2 separate regions of the Homo sapiens genome follow, and region 2 is linked to region 1. A link is an interaction called in ENCODE POLR2A ChIA-PET data of the cell type or tissue named here. Cell type or tissue: PC-9. All regions are shown on one strand. Links, peaks and the distances in the headings refer to the core of each region. The heading gives the core; the rest is flanking DNA. Region 1 overlaps LOC124907869 (a long non-coding RNA gene). Region 2 holds the start of IL37 (interleukin 37).

The links. ChIA-PET counts read pairs that join two places held together with the same protein. Peaks named below come from ENCODE experiments on the same cell type or tissue, not always from the same donor. Only the 100,000 strongest peaks of a DNase experiment are listed, where the experiment ranks them.
Region 2: POLR2A ChIA-PET joins it to region 1 with 10 read pairs; 3 of 35 experiments call an interaction of 5 or more read pairs at or near these places.

Annotation. Positions count from the first base shown.
Region 1 is chr2:112,611,956-112,620,760 of GRCh38, reverse strand. It overlaps LOC124907869 (a long non-coding RNA gene), which reads right to left. Exons shown (of 2, transcript XR_007087193.1): 2 at 5,337-6,548. Among named protein-coding and RNA genes, the nearest start is that of SLC20A1-DT, 28 kb to the left of the region's middle. In PC-9, for the core only: no CTCF peak of the experiment used is centred there; no DNase peak of the experiment used is centred there; H3K27ac peaks cover 501 bases.
Region 2 is chr2:112,910,794-112,919,598 of GRCh38, reverse strand. It overlaps IL37 (interleukin 37), which reads right to left and starts at 8,434. Exons shown (of 6, transcript NM_014439.4): 1 at 8,351-8,434; 2 at 6,505-6,636; 3 at 5,745-5,807; 4 at 2,351-2,470; 5 at 1,822-1,964; 6 at 717-1,038. The coding sequence starts at 6,586. The coding sequence ends at 790. RefSeq lists an enhancer at 2,514-2,563. In PC-9, for the core only: no CTCF peak of the experiment used is centred there; no DNase peak of the experiment used is centred there.

The DNA of each region.
Region 1 (8,805 bases), core at 208-8,207:
GTCCCAGCTACTCGGGAGGCTGAGGCAGGAGAATCGCTTGAACCCGGGAGGTGGAGGTTGCAGTGAGCCAAGATCAAGTCCCTGCACTCCAGCCTGGCATCAGAGTGAGACTCCATCTTAAAAAAAAAAAAAAAAAAGCAGTGTCCGGCAGACTGTACAGACTGCACTCTGCTCAGGCCAGTTAGCTCTAATGATCCTTTTCAGCTACAAGTGCCAGTGACTGGCTACTCTGTAGAATGGGGTCATCAGGCATCAAAAGAGTCACATAATGGCATTACAAGATGGCCAGACATCCCTTGATCCCAGAGGAACATTTTGTGCCAGCACCTCCAGCTTCATGGAGGCATTGATACACCAAGTCCCTGAGGATGCCTGAAGCTGGTTCACAGATGGAGCCCGCTAAGTTACAGGCTGGCGGATTGTTCTTGGCCCTTGCAGCTGTGCAGCCACAGGGGAAAACAAAAGCTGTTTAAAATTTTGCACACAAAAAAAAGGTACTACCCAGTGGACAGAGTTGGGGACAGTGGTGGTTTTCCTGAAAAACCCCTCCAAAATGCTCCTTGCTGCTTTTTCATTGATTTAGAGACGGTAGCCAATGGGCTGGCAGTGCGGGCCTGTGCCTGGAAGCAAGACTAAATGATCAAGTCTCAATCCCTATGGCAGTGAACATTATGGTATCAGACTTTTTTTTTTTTTTCTGAGATGGAGTCTCCCTCTGTTGCCCAGGCTGGAGTGCAGTGGTACGATCTCAGCTCACTGCAGCCTCCATTTCCCAGGTTCAAGTGATTCTGTTGCCTCAGCCTCCCAAGTAACTGGGATTATAGGCTTGCACCACCGTGCCTGGCTAATTTTTTTTTTTTTTTGTATTTTTAGTAGAGACGGGGTTTTGCCATGTTGACCAGGCTGGTCTTGAACTCCTGACCTCAGGTGATCCACCATGCCTGGCTATTTTTTTTTTTTTTTATTAGAGATGAGATTTTTGCCATGTTGACCAGGCTGGTTTCGAACTCCTGACCTCAAGTGATCCACCGCCTCAGCCTCCCATGCTGGGATTACAGGCATGAGCCACCGCACCCAGCCTCAGATTTTATTAATACTACACCACTGCCCTCTGTTTTATGGATGTGGATGTCCATAGAAATAGCATGAGTGGAATTCAAAACCCAATCAGACTTGTGCCTTCCAGGTAAGGACAACTGAATACATCATCACAGAGGCCACGACATTCTGTCTACAGTGCAGGACTGGGACCCAAAGCAAAGATGAATGACTCCAGCACAGGAAGCCACCGAAGTCTGGTAAATGAGCCTGTCAGTCAAGGGGCAAAGAAAACTCCAGGGCACATATAAACTCAGGACACCAGATTCTGGCCAGTCCTGGCAAATAGGCTACATAACCTCCTAAATGCTCCACTTGGGGATGCAATTAAGCATTTCCTACAGTAGGCACCTTTCTGGGTATGGCATGGCAATGTAGGTCCTTACCACAGATAGGAGGTAGATGTAACATAAATTTAGGGACTCGCAGATGACCTGTGTTACATACTGAGATTCCCTGAATGTATCTCATCAAATGATGCGCATTTATAGTCAAGAGTACCCAACACTGGCCAACCACCTTGGACATTGCCAGGACATCTCAGGACCCTCATCACCCACAGGCAATAGATGCCATAAAAGGATGGAATGAGGCTGGGCGCCATGGCCCACACCTGTATCCCCAATACTTTGGGAGGCTGAGGCAGGTGGATCGCTTGAGACCAGCCTGGGCAACATGGTGAAACTCTGTCTCTACATAAAATACAAAAAATTATCCGGGTGTGGTGGTACACCCCTGTGGTCTCAGCTACTGGGAAGGCTGAGGTGAGAGGATCACCTGGGCCCAGGAGGTTGAGGCTGCAGGGTAAGCCGTGATTGAACCACTGCATTCCAGCCTGGGCGACAGAATGGGACCCGGTGTCAAAAAAAAAAAAAAAAAAAAAAAAGAGAGAGAGAGAGATGGATGCTTAAAGGAGAAGCTAAAAAGGGTACATAGAGAACCAAAGCTCAATTCTCAGTAGAGTACACACTTAAAACAGACAATATGGATTCTAAATGTGCCAATACCCCAAAAGGGAACTTCCTTTTTAAATAGAATCTGTGTGAGTTTGAGGAGTCGGGGAGGAGGCCCAGACTGTCTGTAAGAGACCCAAACCAACACAATATACTCTCCTTCTTCATTCCTCCTTTCCCTCCCACGCTCACCCCTGGGGAAACCAAACTATGCTGCTTTTTTCTTTTTTTTTTTTTTTTGAGACGGAATCTCACTCTGTCGCCAGGCTGGAGTGCAGTGGCGCAATCTCAGCTCACTGCAACCTCCGCCTCCTGGGTTCAAGCAATTCTCCTGCCTCAGCCTCCTGAGTAGCTGAGACTACAGGCGCCCACCACCACGCCCGGCTAATTTTTGTATTTTTAGTAGAGACGGGGTTTCACCATATCGGCCGGGCTGGTCACAAACTCCTGACCTCAGGTGATCCACCCACCTTGGCCTCCCAAAGTGCTGGTATTACAGGTGTGAGCCACAGCGCCCAGCATTTTTTTTTTTTTTTTTTTGACACGGGGTCTTGCTCTGTCGCCCAGGCTGGAGTGCAGTGGCACAATCTTGGCTCACTGCAACCTCCGCCTTCCTGGTTCTAGAGATTCTCCTGCCTCAGCCTCCGAGTAGCTGGGACTGTAGCTGGGACTATAGGCGTTTGCCACCATACCCGGCTAAATTTTAGGTATTTTTGGTAGAGACGGGGTTTCTCCATGTTAGCCAGGATGGTCTTGATCTCCTGACCTCGTGATCCACCTGCCTCGGCCTCCCAAAATGCTGGGAATACAGGTATAAGCCACCATGCCCAGCCTAACCTGATGCTGCTTTTACTGTCCAGTTATGCTTCCTGGATCTGGGCAATTATAGATACTGATGATATTGATCATGAGTATGAAGTGACGACTCCCAAAGTGGTCCCGGCATGGCACACTATGTGAGGGAGTGGAAGATGTTCTAGATGGCACAAGTTGCAAACACACACACGCACACACACACAAAGCTGCACTGCTTAGGAATAAACTCAGCCATATGGTGTGTATTAGACTGAGTGAGGACTGCAGGGACTAGCTATACCTATCTCATGGCCATGAAAAAACATCAAAAGCCCAGGATGGTGGTGAAGGAACACTCTAGATCTCTCTTGGCTCTTGCCTGCAGAACACCTGGCTTGGCCTGTCATCTCAGAATCTTTTTGTCATGTTGTCCAGGCTATCACCACTGCCCTCAGTCTAACTACTACTCCCATTCTATCGAGAGACCTTAAATCGAGGACCTCCAACTTTAGAAGTGGAGAACTTCTGCCCAAGACATCAGAAAAAAGATAATTTTCTGGACACTTAGGTTTCTTTCCTGCTTTCTCCTATCCTATTATTGCTGGTATCTCTGGTCCCCTTCCACTACCTAAAAAAAATAACAAAACTTCCTTGTGTTGCTCAATCTGTCTTACCCCTCCTGACCCTGCTGACAAACTTTTAATAGCTCCTCCTGCCTGGGCTCGATGGCTCATGCCTGTAATTCTAGCACTTTGGGAGGCTGAGGCAGGTCGATCACTTGAGATCAGGGGTTCGAGACCAGCCTGGCCAACATGGTGAAACCCCGCCTCTACCAAAAATATGAAAAATTAATCAGATATGGTGACATGTGCCTGTAATCCCAGCTACTTAGGAGGCTGAGGCAGGAGAATTGCTTGAACTCAGGAGGCGGAGGTTGCAGTGAGCCTAGTTCGTGCCAAAGCACTCCGCCTGGGGGATAGAGCAAGACTTCATCTCAAAAAAAAAAAAAAATCTCCTCCTTTGAGTACTTTGGAAGTATTCTTCCAGGAACTATTCCTTCTTTCAGGCTCTTTCTGATACTTAAATTTCCTTTATATTGTTAATCCCAGCCTCCAGTCTTGTGAGAATTGGACCTTGACGTCACGTCAGCACTGTGCTGCTGCTGTGGTCACCCAAACCTATTAGCAGAATCTAATTCGCCCTGAGCAGGACGTAGCATTGAGACTAGGTTGGGCTACGATAGCCGGAGACTTATACTCTTACAGTTTTGCCCCAAATGAATAGCACTTCTTATGGTGGATATCAGGCATATAATTGCCTACCACGCACCTAGTTTGGGCTATCAAGTGTGAGCGGTAATGGATGATCACATTGCCCTGGATTTTCTGCCAGCCAGCCAAGTAGGACATCTGAATTAATGACATACCTAACTGGCTTGGCTCTGGATGGGAAGTCTGATTGCAGCCTATCTTTTTCCAAGCAGGCCTAATTGTCCTCCTGGGAGTCATCATCATGGTTACTCTCATTTAATGTTGCCTAAGGAAAAGGATTTGGTCCAACCTTCTACCAGTACATCTAAGGTAAGTGATGGAGAATTTCCAGGCCAGGCATGGTGGTTCACACATGTAATATCAGCACTTTGGGAGGCCCAAGTGGGCAAATCACTTGAGCTCAGGAGTTTGAAACCAGCCTGAGCAACAAGGTGAAACTCCACCTCTACCAAAAATTCAAAAATTACCAGGTGTGGTGGTGCACACCTGTGGTCACAGCTACTTGGTAGGCTGAGGAGGGAGGATCACTTAAACCCAAGAGGCAGAGGTTGCAGTAAGCCAAGATTGTGCCACTGCACTCCAGCCTGGGCAACACAGTGAGACCTCATCTCAAAAAAAAAAAAAAAAGAATTCCCAGGCTCAGCACAGTGGCTCATGCCTGTAATTGCAGCACTTTGGGAGGCCGAGGTGGGTGGATCACTTGAGGCCAGGAGTTCAAGGCCAGCCTGGCCAATATAGTGAAACCCTGTCTCTACTAAAAATACAAAAAATAGCCAGGTGTGGTACCACATACCTGTGGTCACAGCTACTCAGGAGGCTGAGGCATGAGAATTGCTTTAACCCGGAGGCAGAGGTTGCAGTGGGCCGAGATTGTGCCACTGCACTCCAGCCTTGGGCAACAGAGTGAGACACCATCTCAAAAAAAAAAAAAAAAAAAACAATATCCAGAAGAATTATCAGCGGGGTATGTGGAAGGTCCAGCATGGTGGTATGGAGTGCCAACTCCACAGTGCCCTGGCAACCCTGCATGTCTTCACTTAGGCCATGTAGACAAGGCTCAACCACAGTCTGACTCCCCTTGTGCAAGAACACCCGAGGCTCCTGAAACACGGTGAGATTGTAACCGCCCAGTGGGTTCACTTTGCCCCCTGCCTAGACAAAGCCCATTTTTCAAGACAGGGGAATTACATGGAGAAAAAGTAATTCATGCAGAGCTGGCTGAGCAGGAGACCAGAGTTTTATTATTACTCAAATCAGTCTCTCTGAAAACTCAGGGATCAGGAGAGAGGTTCAAGATGGCCGAATAGGAACAGCACCAGTCTGCAGGTCCCAGCGAGATCGATGCAGACGGTGGGTGATTTCTGCATTTCCAACTGAGGTACCTGGTTCATCTCACCGGGGCAGGTTGGACAGTGGGTGCAGCCCACAGAGGCTGAGCGGAAGCAGGGTGGGGTGTCACCTCACCTGGGAAGCGCAAGGAATCGGGAAATTTTCCCCCTGACCCAAGGGAAGCTGTGAGGGTCTCAGCCTGAGGAACTTGGGCACATATACTGCACTTGTTCCATGGTCTTCACAACCTGCAAACCAGGAGATTCCCTCTGGTGACTACCCCACCAGGGCCCTGGGTTTCAAGCACAAAACTGGGCGGCCAACTGGGCAGACACTGAACTAGCTGCAGGAGCTTTTATTTTATTTTATTTTTCCATATCCCAGTGGCACCTGGAACGCCAGCGAGACAGAACTGTTCACTCCCCTGGAAAGGGGGCCTGAAGCCAGGGAGCCAAGTGGTCTGGCTCGGCGGTTCCCACCCCCATGGAGCCCAGGAAAGTAAGATCCACTGGTTTGAAATTCTCGCTTCCAGCACAGCAGCAATCTGAGATCCACCTGGGACGGTGGCGCTTGGTAGGGGGAGGGGCGTCCGCCGTTGCTGAGGCTTGAGCAGGCGGTTTTACCACCACAGTGTAAGCAAAGCTGCTGGGAAGTTCAAACTGGGTGGAGCCCATTGCAGCTCAGCAAGGCTGCCGTGTTCAGACTGCGAGATTGCTCCTCCCTGGACAGGGCATCTCTGTAAAAAAGGCAGCAGCCCAGTCAGGCTTGTAGCAGACTTAAACGTCCCTGCCTGATGGCTCTGAAGACAGCAGCGGATCTCCCAACACAGCATGCGAGCCTGCTAAGGGCCAGACTGCCTCCTCAAGTGGATCCCTGACCCCTGTGTATACTGACTGGGAGACACCTCCCAGTTGGGGCTGACAGACACCTCATACAGAAGAGCTCTGGCTGGCATCTGGCAGGTTCCCTGCTGGGTCGAAGCTTCCAGAGGAAAGAACAAGCAGCAATCTTTGCTGCTTTGCAGCCTCCACTGGTGATACCCAGGAAAACAGGGTCAGGAGGGGACCTCCAGCAAACACCAGCAGACTGGCAGCAGAGGGGCCTGTTAGAAGAAAAAGAAACAAACAGAAAGGATTAGCACGTCCACTCAAAGACCCCATCCGAAGGTTACCAACATCAAAGACCAAAGGTAGATAAATCCACAAAGATGGGGAAAAACCAGTGGAAAAAGGCTGAAAAATCCAAAACCAGAACGCCTCTCCTCCTCCAAAAGATCGCAACTCCTCGCCAGCAAGGGAACAAAACTGGACAGAGAATGAGTTTGACGAACTGACAGAAGTAGGCGTCAGAAGGAGGGTAATAACAAACAACTCCGAGCTAGAGGAACATGTTCTAACCCAATGCAAGGAAGCTAAGAACCTTGAAAAAAGGTTAGTCAAATTGCTAACTAGAATAACCAATGTAGAGAAGAACATAAATGACCTGATGGAGCTGAAAAACACAGCATGAGAACTTCGTGAAGAATACACAAGTATCAACAGCCAAATCAATCAAGTGGAAGAAAGGATATCAGCGATTGAAGATCAACTTAATGAAATAGAGAAGACAAGAGTAGAGAAAAAAGAATAAAAAGGAATGAACAAAGCCTCCAAGAAATATGGGACTATGTGAAAAGACCAAATCTACGTTTGATTGATGTACCTGAAAGTGACAGGGAGAATGAAACCAAGTTAGAAAACACTCTGCAGGATATTATCCAGAACTTCCCCAACCTAGCAAGACAGGCCAACATTCAAATTCAGGAAATACAAAGAACACCACAAAGATACTCCTTGAGAAGAGCAACCCCAAGACACATAATTGTCAGATTCACCAAGGTTGAAATGAAGGAAAAATGTTAAGGGCAGCCAGAGAGAAAGGTCGGGTTACCCACAAAGGGAAGCCCATCAGACTAACAGCAGATCTCTCGGCAGAAACCCTACAAGCCAGAAGAGAGTAGGGGCCAATATTCAACGTTCTTAAAGAAAGAATTTTCAACCCAGAATTTCATATCCAGCCAAACTAAGCTCCATAAGTGAAGGAGAAATAAAATCCTTTACAGACAAGCAAATGCTGAGGGATTTTGTTACCACCAGACCTGCCTTACAAGAGCTCCTGAAAGAGGCACTAAACATGGAAAGGAACAATGAGTACCAGCCACTGCAAAAACATATCAAGTGTAAAAAACATCGACACTATGAAGAAACTGCATTAACGGGCAAAACAACTAGCTAGCATCATAATGACAGGATCAAATTCACACATAACAATATTAACCTTGGGTTGGGCATGGTGGCTCATGCCTGTAATCCCAGCACTTTGGGAGTCCAAGGCAGGCGGATCACAAGATCAGGAGTTCGAGACCAGCCTGACCAACATGGTGAAACCCCATCTCTAATAAAATAAAAAAATTAGCCAGGCCTGGTGGCAGGTGCCTGTAATACTCGGGAGGCTGAGGCAGGAGAATTGCTTGAACCCAGGGGGCGGAGGTTGAGTGAGCTGAGATGGTGCCATTGCACTCCAGCCTGGGCAACAGAGTGAGACTCCATCTCAAAAACAAAAACAAAACAAAACAAAAACAATATTAACCTTAAATGTAAATGGGCTAAATGCCCCAATTAGAAACACAGACTGGCAAATTGGGTAAAGAGTCAAGAACCATGAGTGTGCTGTATTCAGGAGACCCATCTCACATGCAAAGACACACACAGGCTCAAAATAAAAGGATGGAGGAATATTTACCAAGCAAAAAAAAGCAGGAGTTGCAATCCTAATCTCTGATGAAACGGACTTTAAACCAACAAAGATCAAAAGAGACAAAGAAGGGCATTATATAATGGTAAAGGGAACAATGCAGCAAGAAGAGCTAACTATCCTAAATATATATGCACTCAATACAGAAGCACCTAGATTCATAAAGCAAGTTCTTAGAGACCTACAAAGAGACTTAGACTCCCATACAATAATAGTGGGAGACTTTAACACCCCATTGTTAATATTAGATCAATGAAACAGAAAATTAACAAGGATATTCAGGACTTGAACTCAGCTCTGGACCAAGCAGACCTAATAGACCTCTACAGAACTCTCCACCCCAAATCAACAGAATATATATTCTTCTCAGCACCTCATCACACTTATTCTAAAACCGACCACATAATTGGAAGTAAAATACTCCTCAGCAAACGCAAAAGACCAGAAATCATAACAAACAGTCTCTCAGACCACAGTGCAATCAAATTAGAACTCAGGATTAAGAAACTCACTCAAAACTGCACAACTACATGGAAACTGAACAACTTGCTGCTGAATGACTACTG
Region 2 (8,805 bases), core at 586-8,585, 300 kb before region 1:
TGTAGTATACTTGTTGCTTAAATAAGCTAGAAGCTATTATTATTGCTTGTAACTGAAGAGCTAAAACTAATAAACTAATTTCCAAGCCTCAGTCTCCTGTCTCCACCCCCTCACTCTGTTTCCAGGCCCTGATTTCTGTTCGGCCAGCCTTCCACTCCCCCATTATGAGGATCTGAGCCCTGCTTAGTGATAGGACCATGCCCTTGTTGACAAGCCTCCCAGACAGTACCTGGCTCCTCCCTCACCTGGTCTCCTGGCTGTCATCTGACCCAGATTCCTTGTCTCTGTGCCTTTCCCACAGGTCAAGTCACCCTGCTCCTTATCTGGGACCTAACTACCCCTTTTCCACTATCACTTGGCTGGATTGTGACTTGCTGTTACATTTCTTTCTTGCACACTGTACCCTAGACACAGACTCAGCCACTTCTGCCCCAGGATCAATGCCCTCAGAATCTACCAAACCCCAGTAGGAAAGACTAATTCTAGAGCACAGCATGCACCCAGCTGCTCCTTCCCACTGCAAGTATTGCACTCAGACTGGCCACATCATAGCATATGACACACACATGCATGTCTGATGGTTCAGGGTAGCAGTACACAAGCAGAAGCCGGTCTCTTTCCAACCCAGAACTTTGTAATTAAACAAGCTTCTTGCTATATCCTAAAAACACAAATCCTTAAAGCATGAATGAGAAATGAAACCCAATGACAGAAAGTTTAGTGAGCAGGTTTGGTGTTTTTATACAATTAGTTCAAATTAGCGAGGAAGGCGTTCAATGGGGCAGTTTCCTAATCGCTGACCTCACTGGGGCTCATTTCAGCTTTGCAAACTGGTTGAAATGAAAATTCAATGTGTTTCCTGTTCTCAAATTTATCTGTCACCCCAACAGGCTCATTACAATTGCAGGAGGTGCAGATGAACCATCCGGGGTGAGCCGCCGACTCCAGCATGTTCCAGGAGCCCACCTGAGCCCTATAAAAGATGAAGGGCCGGCGTGCTGATTCCTTTTGGGCAGCCAGCTTCATCAGTTTCTCCTTCTGTGAGGTAAAAGGGATTAATTAGATAGCACAGGCTTTGAGAGGGAGGAAAACACAGCACATGTGCTCATCCTCCAGGCCTTTACACAGGAGAGGAGGAAAAGAGAGAAGGCAGATGGTCCTTGGGAAAGATGACGTGTCAGCCTTGGTACTGGTATTTAAGGGATGATAAGCAATCCTGCCCTCTTTTCCAGGCCTTCTTGTCCCCCAGATTAAAAATAAACTGAGAGAGAGAGAGAGAGAGAGACGTAAGAGTCAGATGGATACCAAAATCTCAGCTCTATAGTTTTTAAAATTAGAGAATATGGCTTAGATCTGTATCTAATTCAGCTTCCTAAGATTTCTCCCCTCAAGTGAAAGGTGCTCCATCCAGGACTAAATTTGCAGGGCAGACACACTGCCCTCCGAGTGCTCCCTCACACCCTCCTACCCTACAGCAGCACGCCAGGGTCCTGGCCCAATTGTGTTGCTTGCCACATGGAGGGCCACAGCAGGAGGGGACCGCCACCCGCCCAGGGCCAGGACCAGTGAGCCCAGGAGAGGAGAACAGGTGCTCAGCTCCTTGCTGTCTCCCCGCTGTGAGGAGTCTCTCCTCCTTCCCTAGAAGGGGCAAGGAACCAGAGAAGAAGTTATGGGGCTCTTCTGCCTGGTGCTTCCAGAAAGGTGGATGTCCCTGTTATATTGGCCAAGATAAGAATTTGCAGGAAAGCGAGAGGCATTGAGGATCTTGGCCTTTTACTTTGGGGTAGCCAAAGGCCCAGGAAACTGAGCTAGAACTCTCACCTTCAGCTGAAGGGATGGATGACTTTGTCCTTTATCCTTGTCACAGTAGAGACAAAACTCCCCTTTAGAGACCCCCAGGAGAATCGGACTTCCTTTCTCCGCAGAGGCTGAGCTCAAGGATGAGGCTAATGCAAAGAAGATCTCTGGAAAAAGACAGTCAGAACATGTGTGGGTTCTGAGAGCAGGGAAAGGTCTCTCCTGTCTGCTGGGGTTTCAGGCCTGATGCACAGTCCCTCTCCCTTGACTCTGTGGTCCACTTCTCCCTCCATCACACTGGTTTAAGCCTCCTCTTCTTCCAGTCTAAGTGTCTGCCTCCTTCTTTTTCTCCAGCCCTTCCAGAAAGACTACTTTCAGATCTGGTCATTGCTAGAGACCCTTCATCTGATGCCCTAGTCCCTGGGGCCTCTCCTCCTCGCTTCCACCACCTGCTGGAGATGGGGCATGGTATAGCATGGAGTTGAGCCCACCTAGCAGGAGGCCTTACCCCTGCTAGGTGGAGGCAGAAAACACAGCCAAAACTGAGAGTCACCTGGGCGTATGTAGTTTTTATCTGGAACTGCTATGAGATTCCCAGAGTCCAGGACCAGTACTTTGTGATCCTGGTCATGAATGCTGAATTTCTTCGGGTTTAAGTTCTTCACCTTTGGACCTAGATCAATATCACCAGATATCAACACTTCACATTGAAAATGGAAGACTCAGCCCTTTCTTCCCCACGTCCAAGGGCCCCAGCCCTAGCTCTCCACCCTGCCTGTGGGCTCAGACATCACAGCCACTGAATATTTCTTCCACTCCCAGGCTTTCTATCTTGCTGGGACAAGCAATTAAGCTTTCTGTGCAAGCAAATGGGTTCCAGATTTGGACAGATAGATTCAAATCCCAGCTCTGCTGTAGGACAGAGGACAAGTTACTAAGTCTCTCCAAACCTCAATGTCCTCATCTGTGAAATGAAAGTAATAGCAGCACCTACTTGAGAGAGGAGTTATGAGAACTAAAATGCTTACTCAAATAAGTAGCACTTAGCCTGAGCAAAGAAAATGTCTGGCGTATAAAAAGGACTTTTTATAATCATTGTTTTTCTTAACTCTCTTTTTTGCACCCTCTGACTGGAGGCATCATTCCCTCAGCAGTGCCTAGAGTGGAACAGATCCCTGCACTGGCCAGGCTAAGGGAGCGGTGATGGAAGAGTTGGGAGGGTTGGAGGCAGGAAGCCCCCAGGAGCCCAGCACGGTGCAAGGCTGAGCTGGAGCTTTAGTGGCTCCTTTGAAAAGCCACAAATCTTGCACCTGGCCCTGGAGGAACAACTTCTAGCAGCAGGACCAGCCACAACAGTGCTCAGAGGGTTCTTAGGGCGTGGGCTCCTAGCAACTCATTTGGGCCAGGCCTGCCTAGAGTAGGGTCTTAAAAGGGAACGTTCCCTCCTGGCCTCTGATTGGACAGGTGACCCTCACCTCTGCAAAGAGCTCAGGCACTTGTTTGATAAAGAACAGGGGCCCCCAGGCTGGGCCAGTGACTGTCAAGAATGGGTGGGTGGCTGGAAAATGGCAAATGTGACAATATGAAAACACAGTAACCACCACACTATGTGAAGCTATAATATGGGTATCTGTGGTAGGCAATTCTAATGTAGAGAATAAGTCTAAGGTGTCATTCTTTTCCCATGCCATAAGCACATGGCCTCTGCCTGGGTTTCTCACTGTAGAATGTCCTCCTGGTCTCCTCATGCCCAAAGAGTGGGGAGGACTCCTCCTGTAACACCGGCTTTCCTGTCATCTCCCTGCAGCCCTCCTCAGCCCCCTCTGCACAGGGTAGCTTCCTCTCTGGTGCTGCAGCGCTCTGCACTCGTCAGTGGTACCTGCACACAGGTATTGGCATCCTTGGCTCGCTGCCCTATAGCACTGTAAGCTCCCCAGGAGCAGGCTTCCTATCTGACTCACCCGTGATCCTCCACCTCCCACCCTGTAGTGCCCCAAGCATCGTGGACACTCTCAGTGTCTATGGAAGAGATGACTGGCCCCAGGCAAGATCCTAAGTAACTCCCCAGTGATATGGGGTCAGATGAGATCCATGGTTATCAGCCCTGCCTTACATCAGAATCTCCTCAGGAGCTTTTCTGGGCCCATCCCAGGCAGTCTGAGTTCATGGAGCAGGTGCAGGTTGACTGAGAGTCACCGAGCTAGCTGAACTCTAAGCTTTTCCATTTCCCACACTTTAATGTGCAAGAAATCACCTGCAAACTATGGTTCAGTAGGTGTGGGTGGTGCCAAGCCTCTGTCTTTCTGATGCACTCCCAGAGCTGTGGGTGCTGCTGGTCTGAAGACACCCTTTGAGTGGCATGGCCTAAGGCTGTGACTCTCACCCCTGGTGCACACTGGGAATCACCTGGTGGGTGGCATTTTAAGACCATGGATACCTGGGCCTCACACTCCTGAGATTCTCATTCAGTTAGTCCAGGGTGAGACTGGAAAATGCTCTTTTTAAGAAGCTACTTTTCTAGCACCATCATTTTACTTTGTACCTCTTAAGCGCTTCTTAAAGCTGTTCTTTCCTTTGGTTTCTGTTTCCCTCCTATCACAGCCTGACATAGGATCTCAGCGTCTCACATGCAGACTAGTTCACTATCCTCTTAAGTGGTGTTCTCGCTCATGATCCTTGACCCCAAATCTTTCTCAAGGCCACTCTGAAGGTGTGAGTGGTCTTAAGGTGCTGGCAGTTGTTTTCTATAGGGAAGTTGTACTCCAACAGCAGCAGTAACATCAGTGCCAGCGCCAGCTTTAGGGCACTAGTAACTTTCTGTAGGGCAGTAGCTCTCAGACTTTCAAGGTGCGTCACGATAACCTGGAAGTCTTGTTAAAGCAGCCCCTAGAGCCTCAGCGCCCTGAGTTTCTGAGGCAGGAGGTCTGTGGTGGGGCCTGGGAATGTGTATTCCTAACACTTCTAGGCGCTGATGCTGCTGACGTTTGAGGACCAGACTTGGAGAACCACTTCCGCCAGATTTGAAGGAGATCCCAGCCCTGACAAGGAGAAGTCAGGACAGGCCCGACAGAGAGGCTTGTGTGCGTGGTTCCACCTGGAGTGGACACAGTGCAGATCCAAAGCCAGCAATGGTGTAACTACAACAAAACTAAAACATCAAAGGTAACTGCAGCAGCAGCGGTGGAGAAGTGACAGCAGCCTCCCCCAACTGTGCCAGGCACCCTTACACACCTGGTCCCATTTGGTCCTCTCTGCCATTGTACTAGTGAGGCTCAGTATTCCCACATGAACCTGCACTAGAGCTGGGGCTCAGGCTGAGGCCTCCTGACTCTGTCCTGAGAAGAGGAGGTGATGGGAGCCTTAAGCCTGAGTCAGGCAGACAGACGTTATAGTACCTTTAAATTTCCACATCTGTCACTTATTACCTGTGTCACCTAGGGCAGGGAATCTCCACTGTCTGTCTCGGTTTCCACACCTGAACAGTGGCAATGTTAACAGTTTCCTATTAGGGTGTTGTGGTGTTCAAATGGCAGCATGAGAGGAAGGTTCAGGCTCTGAAGGCGCCGCCCTGAGCCCTTAGTGGTGTGGGTGTCCCTGCACCCCCACTGGCCCCATGGCTGTTTGTCCTCAGTGCTGGGAGGAGGTCTGTGTCTCCAGTCTCTTGGCTATGGTCAGAAGAGGCACCTGGAAGGTTCCCAGGCACAAACTCTTCCTTGCCCTGTGCCTCTTAGCAGGTGAGCATCACCTGCCCCTCCCCGGGCTCATCTTTCCCAGAGTTATCTCCTAATGGGATTTGCTTCCACAAAGGAAAGACTTCAGCCCCATCCAGCACCCTTAGGTGTCCCCATTCTACAATTCTCCCACCCTGTAAGAGGACCCAATGGCTCCATCCCCCATCCCCACCCTCGCACCTCAGCCACCCCCATCACCTCACCCCGAGGCCTTACTTGTGTGAACAAAATTCATGGTGGGGAGGCTTGGGCCTGGTTCCAGGGGGCTTCCAGCCGGGTCTGCAGTCAGACGCAGTGAGGTTAGCATATGCAATTCGGATTTTCCAAGGATTTAGGGGTATCAAAGACCATTTAATTCCCTCTTCTGTGTATGTGCTGAGAAATACTAGAGCAGCATGATAGTAATGACATTAAATCATAGCTTCCCTCTTCAGAAACATAGAATAGAGATGAACTGGATCACGGGTTTGGCCTCTGGCATGTCACAGGCCTCTCCCGTCACACCTCAGTAGACAATCATTTGGGTCAAAAGCCTCCTCCTATTGTCCCCCATGGGCAACACCCAAATGTGTTCCTCATGGAATACTCAGATGCCCTGTGCCTGGGTCATTTGTTCAGCCCAGCCTTAGAGAGCTGCTTCTCATCGGAGGCTTCTCTTCCACTTGGGAATGTTGGGAGGGAAGAGGTGCATTTTGAAGCATATGCAACCATCCAGTTGGCAAACAGGATGCTAAAGCCCCAAATCTGTAGGTGAGGACGATCCTTTTATCTACTACCTGATGTGCCTGGACACTGAAGCAAAGCTTCCTTTTCCCTTCCAGAATTTCTCTTGTCTAGTTATTTGTCCAGGGAAATTTGAAAGCTCACTTACTGTGCAAGTCAGCAGGAAACAACTGGGTCTGTGCACAGCACCTAGCAAAGTTCTGCTCTAGGAATTACACTTTGGCCCTGAGGTAGATTTCTACAAGAACCTTACCTTCTAAGCAGCACTGGGGTTCATCTTTTTCCCAGTCCTCAGAGCCCATTTTCACTCCTGAGTTCTCCCCCACAAAGGACATTTTCAACGTTGAGTTTATTACTCAACAGAAAATGGAATGAAGTCCAAGACCTAAGGAGATAGAAAGGGGACCAGTTATGGCATCTTCTCACCCCAGGACACCTTGCTGCATGTCTCTAGTGCTGAACAGACCACTGGCCTTGCTCTGTAGTTTGAAATGCTCGCTGCAACCAGAAAGGCACCAAGGGGCCAGACCATGCTCTCCTGTCTATCACGCCTTCAAAGCAGAATTTCCCAAACCTTGAGTCACAGTGCTAACACACGGGGTGCAATAGCATTTTTGTGGATCTTGGCATTTTACAAAAATAAAATAAAAAAGTTAAAAGTGCATTGCTCTAGTCTTGGGGCTGGCACACTATGGCCTTTGGCCAAATCCGGTCCCTGACTGTTTTTTTAAATAAAGTTTTATTGAAACACAGCCATGCTCTTGTTTACATATTGTCTCTGGCTGCTTCGAGGCTACAATAGCATGGTTAACTAGTTGAGAGATCATCTGGCAAGCAAAGCCTAAAATACTTACCATCTGACACCTTCTATAGAAGTTTGCTGAGTCTCTGCAGTAGCCTAATCTTTGCCTAACAAAAAGCAGTTGCTCTGCAACCTCTTTTCATGAAAACCTAAGCCACCAAATGTCCCAGGAGGCTCAATCCCTAATATCTTAGGGTAGGATTGACTCACGTGACTTGCTTCATTGGGAGGGGTTGGAGGAGATATATTTATATATATAAATTCTGCACACCCTATCTCAGTTGACCGAGAGCTTTCAACATCAGCCCAGGCCAACATAGGACAGAAGTGGAGCAAAAATTGGTATTCCCATCTTACCGATAAAAAATCAAAAGTTAAGTGATTTGTTCAGAATCATATCACTTCTAAGATTGCAGAGATAGGCAGTTTGTGTACAAATCCAATCCTTTGAGAAAGGTTTAGGAGTGAGACAAAGGGAACTAAATTGTTCATGCAAAAAATAAAAATGACAAGGAAGGGCTTCAGGACTCAACAATAAGGACGGTGAGCAGGAGCAGGTGGGTAGAGCTGATGGGTCTTTAGGAACAGGGATATCTGCTATTTGATTTTAACCTGTTTGTGGTTTGGCAGTATCCCTGAATACATGAAGCACAACTGCCTTTGTCATGTTGGGGTAAATCAAAGGACACAAAAAATTGGAGGCGCTTGACAGAGAATTTGGCAGCCAGAACATCAGAGCAAGAGATGTCTGGCAGAAACGTAGGTATCCAAAGACATATAAAGATACTGTGGTGCTGCTGAAGGACAGAAGGATGCTCACAGGCTGGAGGACCTGGGGCCATCCCTCGGGGGTACTCATGAAATCTGCTGCCTGTATTAAGATAAATGCAGGGAGCTTTCACAGAATTCCCTAAAGAAGCAGTGCATCTGGCCATCTGAAGTCCATCTCTTTGCACTCAAAATCTGTTCCCAAGGACCAATATTTTCTAGACTCTAAAGTCAGTCTTCTGAGCCTTCAGAGAAGGGACTAGCATTTCCAGGGTTGGTGGATTTCCTAAGCTAGTGTCTGCCTGGCCCTCCAGCAATGCCCTACTTGTTAGTGGAAGCCCTCCTGGGAGAGAGCAGGCTGCTACTGGGGCTGAGAGCAAGGTGTTCTGGGCAGGTCTCAGAGATCATATTTAGAAATTCAGATGTGCTTCCAGTGGGGATAAAAAGCAAGGGTCTAGATGGCCAGATGCTACTCTACTTCCCCATCCATCCTGTTGGCCTTGAAAGCCAGTGCAGGAGGACCACCTACCTGGGCCAGGGATCCTCGTGGTCTGTGGCTCTGTCTTGGACTCCTGGAGCTCTGTTTGCCTTCAGTTCTCAGGATCCTTTACTTGAAGGAGCTAGGTCTGGTACTCATTTGTAATCAACAGTTTGTGAGTGGTTATGCAAATACAACACAAGTATTCCTTTGGCCAATAATAAATAGCATCCTCAGTTATCAGTGATCACTCATTTCCTGCTATTTTCCATGCCAACGGTATAAACAAATTCCTGTGGGGGTAGTGCCACTCTGCTAAGGACTGTGCCACACCTATTCAACACATTTCAAGGTACTTGTGATAGATCAGGTGGCTTCCAGTCCAGTCCAATAATACAGGTATAGAAAACAGAGGAGAGTGAAGGAAAGAGGGGACACAGGGTTTAGATCAGCCAATGAGCCTGGGAGGTTCAAGGAAGCCCTTGTTCTCATGATGGTTCTTTGCC